2 separate regions of the Homo sapiens genome follow, and region 1 is linked to region 2. A link is an interaction called in ENCODE POLR2A ChIA-PET data of the cell type or tissue named here. Cell type or tissue: A673. All regions are shown on one strand. Links, peaks and the distances in the headings refer to the core of each region. The heading gives the core; the rest is flanking DNA.

Region 1 (5,390 bases), core at 59-5,058, 64 kb after region 2:
TAAAAAGTCAGGAAACAACAGGTGCTGGAGAGGATGTGGAGAAATAGGAACACTTTTACACTGTTGGAGGGACTGTAAACTAGTTCAACCATTGCGGAAGACAGTATGGTGATTCCTCAGGGATCTAGAACTAGAAATACCATTTGACCCAGCCATCCCATTACTGGTTATATACCCAAAGGATTATAAATCATGCTGCTATAAAGACACATGCACACGTATGTTTATTGCGGCATTATTCACAATAGCAAAGACTTGGAACCAACCCAAATGTCCAACAATGATAGACTGCATTAAGAAAATGTGGCACATATACACCATGGAATACTATGCAACCATAAAAAATGATGAGTTCATGTCCTTTTTAGGGACATGGATGAAATTGGAAATCATCATTCTCAGTAAACTATCTCAAGAACAAAAAACCAAACACCGCATATTCTCACTCCTAGGTGGGAATTGAACAATGAGATCACATGGACACAGGAAGGGGAACATCACACTCTGGGGACTGTTGTGGATTGGGGGGAGGGGGGAGGGATAGCATTGGGAGATATACCTAATGCTAGATGACGAGTTAGTGGGTGCAGCGCACCAGCATGGCACATGTATACGTATGTAACTAACCTGCACAATGTGCACATGTACCCTAAAACTTAAAGTATAATAATAAAAAATAAAATATTAAAAAAAAGAGGGGAAAAGAGCATCTCACTGTACTATTAACTTCTTTATTAGGCTTATTTTATTTTAATAGTTTAGTGGGTAAGCTCCATAAAGGTAGAGAATTTTTTTTTTCTGTTTTGTTCATTAGTACATAACAAGCACCCAGAAAAGTGTCTGGAACAAAAGGGGTGCTTAATAAACATTTGTTTTTTTTTAAAAGCTACGTTTAAATACAAAAGTGCTAAAAATGTGGAATGTTCTCCCTTTATGTTAGTCTATTCCCTCCCAAAGTAATGAGTTGTGTACCCTGGCGTCTCCAATATTTAAACTCCCTCCTGTAAGAAGTTGTGTATCTCTGTCCTTTGCCCAAGACTTGTAGCAAATCCTTCATGGTGGAGCAGGAATAGGAAGCGTTTGACTTACTTTGGCCAGTGCATATGAGCAAACATGATGTTCAGCAAGTCTCAGCAGATGCTTGAAGAGTCATTGTCTGTTTCTACCAACTCTCTTGCTCTTTTCTGTTGCCAAAAGAGAAAGGCATGTCTCAAACTGGAGCTGCTTTTTCAGCCTGGGTCCTGAAATGAGGTCTGTAGACAAAGCCTGCAGCTGACTTGAGGTTGCCCGTTTGTAATGTGAGTGAGAATTAACTGTTGTTGCAAGCCAGTGAGACTTGGTGTTTTTTTGCCTTCTGATTACAACCTAGCGAAAGTCTATGTGAATTTTGGAGAAATGTGTGAAAATTAGCATGTAAAAATAAAAAAACATAGTTTGTTATACTTTATAGAAGTATTAAAGCTGTGTTACAGAAGGTGAGGACTGGGCCACAGGTTCACAAAGGACAAATATCCTCCAATATGATGTTAAGGTTTCCAAATTATTCATGTTCTTAGTTGTGTGTCCAAGGATGACACAGAATAAAGGCTCAGTGGATGTTTGATGATTGAATAAATGCAAGTTTAATTTTTTTTCATTTTGCATTTTTTGGGGAAAAGAAGGCGTAGGGTTGTTTAAAAAGAAACTGTGGGCCAGGCAAGGTAACTCATGCCTGTAATCCCAGCACTTTGGGAGGCCAAGGCGGGCAGATCATGAGGTCAGGAGATTGAGACCATCCTGGCTAACATGGTGAAACCCCATCTCTACTAAAAATACAAAAAACAATTAGCCAGGTGTGGTGGCATGTGCCTGTAGTCCCAGCTACTAGGGAGGCTGAAGCAGGAGAACCACTTGAACCCGGTAGGCGGAGGTTGCAGTGAGCCAAGATCACACCACTGCACTGCAGTCTGGGCGACAGAGCGAGACTCCATCTCAAAAAAAGGAAGCTGTGAAGAATAATGATAGGTTGCAATGACATTGATTGATAGTTTCCTTTTCCCTTCTGCACAGAGCAGGTGCCAGCAATCAGATAGTTTATCTGATAGTTGCTGCTGCCAATTCAGTTTCTGACTCATGATGGACTTTAAAACAGTTTATTCTTGGGAAACACGTATTTAACGTTTAATTCATTTTAATTCCTTCATTCTTTTACTCAGCGTATCTATTGAGAACTATTATGTGGTAGATATAGTACCAAGATAAAGTATGGGCTACACTCTTAAGATATTACTGGCTGGGCGCAGTGGCTCACGCCTGTAATCCCAGCACTTTGGGAGGCCGAGGCGGGCGGATCACGAGGTCAGGAGATCGAGACCATCCTGGCTAACACGGTGAAACCCTGTCTCTACTAAAAATACAAAAAATTAGCCGGGGGTGGTGGCGGGCACCTGTAGTCCCAGCTACTTGGGAGGCTGAAGCAGGAGAATGGCATGAACCTGGGAGGCAGAGCTTGCAGTGAGCCAAGATCGAGCCACTGCCCTCCAGCCTGGGTGACAGAGCGAGACTCCGTCTCAAAAAAAAAAAAAAAAGATATTACCAAATCTTCCTCAAACTCCACATCCATTTGATATATACCCTGAATCATCCCATAAATTTTATATCTAAGATATCTGCTCCAAACACAATCTAAGTTCATCCTCAATACAATTTGGAATGCCCTGCCACTCTCTTCCACACAAGAATAGCTAGCAGAAGGGAGAGTAGAAGAGGGAAGAGTATAGGGGCATACAAATACTGCATTTATGAGCACCATCTTGAAAAGTGGCATCTCAGCTTTAATTGCCAAGGCAATGATCTATTGACATGAGAGTTGTTTATAGAAAGTTTCTTAGCCCATTTGTGCCACTATAACAAAATACCTGAGACTGGGGAATTTGTAAACAACAGAAATGATTTCTCACAGTTCTGGAGGCTGGGCAGTCCAAGATCTAGGTGCCAGTGCCAGTAGGTTTAGTGTCTGGTGAAGGTCTGTTCCTCATATATAGCACTGTCTAGGTGTCATCACATAGCAGAAATGACAGAAAGGGCAAAGGGGGATGAACAGTGTGTTCTCACATGGTAGAAGATGGGAAGAACAGAAGAGACTAGGCTAGTTTCCTCCAGCCTTTTTATAAGGAACTAATCCATTTATGACGGTGGAGCCCTCAGGATTTAATCACTTCCCCAAATACAATGGGGATTTAAGCTTTAAATTGAATTTTGGATAGGACACATGTTCAAGCCACAGCAGGAAACAATGTGAAATATGCCAAAGAATGGCATCCTCTTTACATGTTTACTTTTCCTGCATCCTTACCATCCCAGGTCATAATTTTTGGCTTGTTCCCTAAGATACTGGGGCCTGTCTTCATCTTGCTCATCTCTTCTTCCCACTTCAAATTAAATCAAGATTAATTTGCCTTGTCTTGGCATTCAGGTAAGTTGTAGCATTAATCAGTAAGAATAACCACCCACACAGAAAAACCAAAACAAAACCTTTACTTAAGTAGCTCACGGAATTGGAAATCAAAAGGAGGGTGAGGGTAAGGTTGATTAATCTACTTGTGTAATTATATATTTAAAGCTTCAGGCTCTTCCCTTCTTGTTTCTCTGCCATTCATGGCTTCATCTCAATCCTGGTCTTAGGATAATTGCTAATTGTAATTGCCACTGCATGCTTCTTTGTTTGTATCTCATGAGAGGGGAAGACTATCACTCTACTGCCTTTTTTTTTTTTTTAAAGTAAGGAAACGTTTTTTCAGGGTTTCCCCTCAAAAACCTTATGCTTATTGTTCATCACCAAAGGTGGCTATATGTTTATCCTGAATAAGACCAGAGTCAAGGTACTTGCTTACCAATATGCTTATCAATATTAGCCTGGTTACCTCTATTAACTCCAAGCAAGGATATTGGGACACCCATACTAGGTTAGACTAATCCAGATCCATCCCAGGAGCTGGGATCAATCCCTAAAGCCCTCTGGTGGATGAGGAAATAGATGCAAAATTAAGAAGTGGTAGAATCCATGTTGAGGAGACAACTACAATATCTATTAGTTAGGTAATGAGGATAATTTCCACTTAGTGGAAGGCATTTTTTATTTTAAAATCTCAAACTTTAATCTCAAGTAATAGAAAGTGTGCACTTCAGAATCAGCCAGATGCTACACATACTAGTTGTGCTACACTGGATAGTTCACTCACTGAGCCTTTTCTTGCATCTGTAAAATGGGGATAGCACATAGCTCACAGGATTGTTGCAAATATTTCATAAGGTAGTATAAGAAAAATAACTGATAAAACTACTCAGTAAGTGTTGGTTTCATTTATGACAATCCTTGTCTTTACTTCAAGAATAGTGGAGAATGGAAAAGAATCTTCCCACCCTCCTACTTAAACAGAAGCTAACAGGTAGAAATCAATAATTAAGGCCAACCAATGTAAAATTTTTTTCTACTTATATCATGACATTGTTCATGAAATACTATATACGAAGTACAGGAGAAAGGGTTGAAGTGCTCTGGAGAGGAAATCCTAAGAAGAACATGCTGAAGGTCTTTACAATACCATTGGCTGCTTTTAAGATTTTCTGGTTTTGAGCAATTCGATTATGATGAGCATTAGTGTAGTTTTATCTGTTTCTTGTGCTTCAATGAGCTTCTTGGAACTGTGGGTTTAGAATTTTTTAAAGTTTGGAAATTTACCATTGTTTCTTCCTATATTTTTTTCCGTACCTCTTTACTTAAAGAGACTTATTACATGTATATTAGGCACTTGCAGTTGTTTCACAGCTCTCTGATGGTCTTTTCATTTTTAAGTTATTGTTTTCCTTCTGTGTTTTATTTTGGATAGTTTCCCTTGGTATGTCTTCAAGTTTACTCATCTTATTTTTTGCAACATCTAATCTCTCATGATTACCATTCACTGTGCATTTCATTTCACACATTACAGATTTCATATCTAGAAGTTGGACTGGGATTTTCTTTATGTATTCTGTGTCTATATTTAACTTTTTGAACATATTGAATATAGTTACAATAACCATTTTACAATAACCATTTTAATGTCCTTGTCTGCTAATTCTAACTTCGATGTTAGCTCTGAATCAGTTTCACTTTTCCCCCTTATCATGTGTTATATTTTCTCACTTTTTTCATGTCTGATAATCTTTAGTTGTATACAAAATATTGTGAATTTTCCTTTTTGGGTCCTAGGTATTTTTTATTTCTACAGATATTCTTGAAGTTTATTGTAGGATTCAGCTAAGTTACTTGGAAACAGTTTGATTCTTTCAAGTCTTACTTTTAAGATTTCTAATGCGGGATTATTGCAGCAATTAGCCTTGGGCTAATTATTATTAATTACTAAAGTAAG
Region 2 (5,390 bases), core at 306-5,305:
CTTCATCGAATGGTAGTACTGGGATATGGTACTTTTGCTGGCGTAGGAGAAGGGTAGAGTCAAGGTAGGAAGTGGTTGCTTACTGCATGGGTCCTCAGCATTACAGCAAGGATGGAGAAATATATCATCACACTAGTCAGCTGTCAGAGGAGGAAGTTGGGCATGTTAGCAGATTTGAGATACCTTTAAAGTTATAAAGTCCTATTCATTTTCTAATAGCTCCTGTCAAGGCTTTTATACATGTGAGAGGTTGAGGTCTCTGATATAATATGATTATCCTACCTTCCTCCATTCTGATAACAATCAATGAAACCCATGAACATTGCATATGCAGTACCATGGATTAATTAAAAACTGAAGTAATGCTTAAAGCTACTGCATCTATACACAGACAAGAGCTCCCCTGGACTTCATCCATTTGGCTAATTCTGATGCTGGGCTTTTTAAAGCAGACAATATATGTGAATTTTTATCATTGCATAAATTGAGAGCAGTGACTCTCAGAATGGATCAGTGTTGAGGGTATTTGTGTTCCATCTGAGTGTCACCAAAGGGCATCCTCTGCATAGGAAGCTTCCAATAATCAAGTGGACAAGATGACACATTTTGTAGATATCAGTAGGCCTCTTTCCCTAGACACCCTGGTGCTTGCATGAAATGTCCATATACAAAATAGGTATGGTGGCAATGATGAAGGTAATGCATAGCCTTTTTTAAAAAAAGTGCATAAGTTGGTCTGTCTACTGCTGAGTGCATTTCCTATGCACAAGACAGACTAATGCTGAACCCCTGATATTCCAGCCCTTCTTCACTGTTTTGTGGTGGGCAGGTCTATGCAAACCTACTGTAAAGTGTGAGGAAGCTGAGAGACCAAAGAAAGGGGCTGACAAATACAGTTTCTCAGAAAGAAGCATTTGTCTAGGTGCAGTGGGTCATGCCTGCCATCCTAGCACTTTGGAAGGCAGAGCTGAGCGGATCACCCAAGCCCAGGAGTTCAAGACCAACCTGGGAAACATGGCAAAACCCTGTCTCTACAAAAATACAAAAAATTAGCTGGGGATCCTTGTGCATGCCTGTGGTCCTAGCTACTCAGGAGGCTGAGGTGGGAGGGTCACCTGAGCCTGGGAGGTCGCAGCTGCAGAGAGCCATTAACCTGCCACTGCACTCCAGCCTGGGTGACAGAATAAGACCCTGTCTCAAAAAGAAAAAAAAAAAGAAAGAAAGAAAGGAAAGAAAGAAAGAAAGAGAGAGAGAAGGAAGGAAAGGAAGACATTTAATAGGGACTTAGGAACAGAAGACATGTCTGTGTCTTGGGAAGCAGCAAGACAAGCTGGTAGATCCCCATGCATTGCCCACCAGACCTAGGGGTTTATATACCACAGGGAAGGAATGTGTCCTACACATTCAGAAGGCATGTGTAGGACAATTCAAGTATGATAACATCAAGGTTGTTTGACATAGGTGCAGGATTTATGGTAATTACCTGCTCTTACACAAGGAACAATAGATAACTGGAAATCTTAGAAACCTCACTGTAACAGGGGTTGATCGAAGCCAACATAGCAGATTAGCTTTCAAGTTGGAGTTGCTTCAGCCTCCACACTGAGAGAACCAGCCAGCCACCTGATGGCAGGTTGATTACACTGGACCTTTGTTATCACAAGTGAGGACAGCAATTTGTCCTCACTAGAATAGACTCATATTCTGGATATACATTTGTATTCCTTGCCTTCAATATGTCTGTCAGCACCATTATGGATGAACTTATGAGTTGCTTTATTCATTGCCATGGTATACCCACAATATTGTTTCAAATCAAGAAACTCATGTCATGGCAGAAGTAGAGCATCAATGGGCTCACCCCCATGGATTTCACTGGTCTTACCAAGAACTTGATACTACAGAAGGAAGTGACCTGATATAACGGTGGAAGAGCTTACTGAAGACTCAGTTATGAGGCCAGTTGAGAGATAATATTCTGCAAGGATGGGTATTATTTTACAAAGGGCAGTGTATGCTTTGAATCAACAACCAATACTTGATGCTGTTTCTCCCATAGACATAATGTGTGAATCTGAGAATCAGGTGGTAGAACCAGGAGAGATTCCTTTCACTATTACATTTAATCACCCTCTCTCAAAATTCTTGTTTCCCTTCTTCTCAACTTTGAGCTCTTTGAGTTTGGACATCTTGGTCACTAAGGGAGGAATGCTTCTACCAGGGAAAAATCAAAGATTCCTTTGACTTGGAAATTGAGACTCTACTTATCTTTCAGGCTCCTTGTGCCATGGATTCAACAGGCAAAAGGAGACAAATACGTTATTCTATTATCTGGTTGATTTCTTCTGATTACCAAGGGGAAAAGTATAGCTGCTATTTTCCTAGGGCTAGGGAAGACAGGAAATCAGGGGGTTCTCTGGAATGTCCTGTCGGACTCCACTGATAAGAGATTGTTGAAGGCTGACTGCAAGGCTGGAGCAGGAAGAGACATTCTCTTTCTTCTTTCCTTCCTGTTCCTGTCAGCAGGCCCCCAACAACACTGCACTGATCCAGAAAGAGCAATTTATTCCAGAAGCAATGGTTTATTCCAGTTCACAGTTATTCTAGACTACTAGAACCTCATAGCCTCATAGCATCCACTCGGAGGTATCAAGACCAGTTTACCAATGCCACCTCCTCAGAGATCTGGATTCTTTCTCCATGGTGCACCTCCTCCAAGTTTCTCGGGCACAAATATCAGCCAGGCAGCACAACTCTTCTTAGGGTTCTAAATACCAGATCCATGGGCCATCACTTGCATTTGGACAGGACGCTTGTTTTAGAGGTCCACTGTGTCTAACGGGGGTGCCTGCTCCTCAAGGCCTCTTCTCCAGGCTTCTGCATTCTGGTAATGCCGACCTCTCCTTCTTGTTTCTCTGACCCTACAGGAGGATGGTCTCTAATATATCAAAATTTAGAAGCTTCGAGAAGAGGCCTTGAGGAGAAGCCTGACTAAATCACTTGTCAGCAGTTGCACCTTTAACATACACTGTACATATCTAAGGAAGCATAAAGCAATGAACAGCATTTACTAAAGTATGTTCCCATCAAAACCTTTCAGGTATGAAGTCTTTACCTTGAATCAGACCTCATGTTTTATGGTTTTCACACTTTCTATGTCTAATTTTCATTGTTGGGAAGAAAAGTCATGAGTTAAATTAGGTAAAAATGCATCTTACTGAGTTTAAACTAAACAGTATTTTTAGAAATAAGCAGTTAATCTGAGGATAAAGTCTTACACAAAACAAATAAACAGAGAAAAACCCCCAAAAGTCAAGGACTGATAACATAGATCAACTGATGTTGACAAGAACTGATGTCCACAAGAGCAAAATGGAAAGACAATCTCTGGTTTTTTGTGTGTCACAGATGTGAAATATAGTTGGCCTGCAGTGGGAAGAATACCAAGAATAGGTAAGGATATCACCAAGGAAGGAGAGTACAGTTATCAAGAAAGACTTGAGATACCAGACCATCCTACACAGTACAATGAATGGCATATGAAGAAGTGGATGTACAGAGCTAACTGGGACATCGCATGGTACTGATCACTACCAGGAAGACATCGGATAGGAACCTGGGTGAAATCAGAAGGAACAAAAAGAGAGAGAATTATAATTGTGAGAAATACAATCAGTCTTGAATGTCTGACGACTCTGTGTGCATTGCAAACCTAATTTTCTATTGGTTCTTTCTGGAAAAAGACAAAGGCTCACTCAGAGGGACCTCTGTGACTTGGCCAGGCATCGGTTTCATATACTAACCTATTTCTCAGATTGCTGCCCTGCCCAGGAGGGTTGGACCTCTCAGAGTTGAGAAAAGAAGAGAGTCACTGCTCATAAAAACCCTGTGGGGCAAGATTAGTTTCATCTCCTCTTTACTGAGGAGAAAACTGAGACTCAGATAAGCAAAAGCTGCCTAGCTGGCAGGTGACAGAGCTTTGCTTAGAAGCCAAGTGTCTCTGACTCCAAGGTCGTCTGATGTCATACCTTTCCAACTGTAAGTTCAAAGTGTAGGCAGTTTAGAATTTAGGCTACAATATAAATCCCTTATTAATATCTCTCTCTGTCTCTCTTTTTACTATAATTGGGAAACTCTAACTGTAAGCTTCTTTGGGAGCAAAAATTTTGTGATCTTGTGATACTGTCTCAGTATTTTTTTTCACCTAAACAACTCTACTCTATAACTCTCAAGTTTAGTATTTACTTAGAAGCAGGAGATGTGAAAATTTTGAGTGCCCTAAGTATGTCTGGAAATACCTCAATTTGATTTTCACAGTCCAGTGCTACTCAACAAACTATAACTGAGCACTTACTCTGTGCTAGAAACAGCATTTCTGCTTTCCAAGGACCTCTAAGGTAAGAGATAAATAAACAAATAGTTTTATAACAACATAACTTAATAAAAAATATAAAATTACTATGAGACTTATGTGTAGGATGTTTTGAGTACACCGAATAGGAACACTTAACCCATCCTGGGGTAAGGTTAGTGGTCAGAAGAGGTTCCCCATAAGAGAAAGAATTCAAGTCTTGATGTCTAGTGCAGAAGTAGGAAAAGTGCAATCTGGGGAGTGGGAACATCTATTTAGAAACCACCAAGTCACTTCAAACTCAACTACCCTCACTTCATCCTCAATTACCTCCTTGCATTTGCATGTGCACACCTCTCTCTTTCTCTCTTACACACACACACACACACACACAATTTCTTATCGTGGTGAATAACAATCACACAATCATCCATCCAGTACTACAAATAGAAACCCAGGAGTTGACTTTATTATCCACCTCTCAACTATCACCAAGTCTATTTCTACCTCCTAAATATCTTCTTAGTTGCATCCCACACATAATGATATATCATATTTCTATTACTATTTAGTTCAAACTATTTTCTATATTGTGTCTACTGTTAAATCCATCCAATGAATGTTTTAATTTTTAAATTTATAATTGACACATAATAACTGTATGTTTATGTAGTACAACCTGATATTTTAATGCATATATGCATAGTATAAAGATTAAATTGGGGTAATTATCATATTAACCACCTCAAATATTTATCATTTCTTTGTGGTGGCAATGTTCAAAAATCTTCTAGCGATCTTGTAATATGCACTGTATTGTTATTTGGTACAGTCACTAATGCTGGTGAAGATGCAGAGAAAAGGGGATTTTTATACATCATTGGTGAGAATATAAATTGGTACAGTTATTATGGAAAACAGTATAAAGATTTCACAAAAAATTAAAAATAGAAGTACCATCTCCAGCAATCCCATTACTGGATACATATCCAAAGGAAATGAAATCAGTATGTTGAAGAGACATTTGCACTGCCTGTTT

What was found. Peaks named below come from ENCODE experiments on the same cell type or tissue, not always from the same donor. Only the 100,000 strongest peaks of a DNase experiment are listed, where the experiment ranks them.
Region 1: POLR2A ChIA-PET joins it to region 2 with 5 read pairs; 2 of 35 experiments call an interaction of 5 or more read pairs at or near these places.

What each region holds. Positions count from the first base shown.
Region 1 is chr5:111,080,171-111,085,560 of GRCh38, reverse strand. No RefSeq gene overlaps it. Among named protein-coding and RNA genes, the nearest start is that of WDR36, 9.5 kb to the left of the region's middle. In A673, for the core only: no CTCF peak of the experiment used is centred there; DNase peaks (open chromatin) are centred at 2,060 and 3,190.
Region 2 is chr5:111,144,759-111,150,148 of GRCh38, reverse strand. No RefSeq gene overlaps it. Among named protein-coding and RNA genes, the nearest start is that of WDR36, 55 kb to the right of the region's middle. In A673, for the core only: no CTCF peak of the experiment used is centred there; no DNase peak of the experiment used is centred there.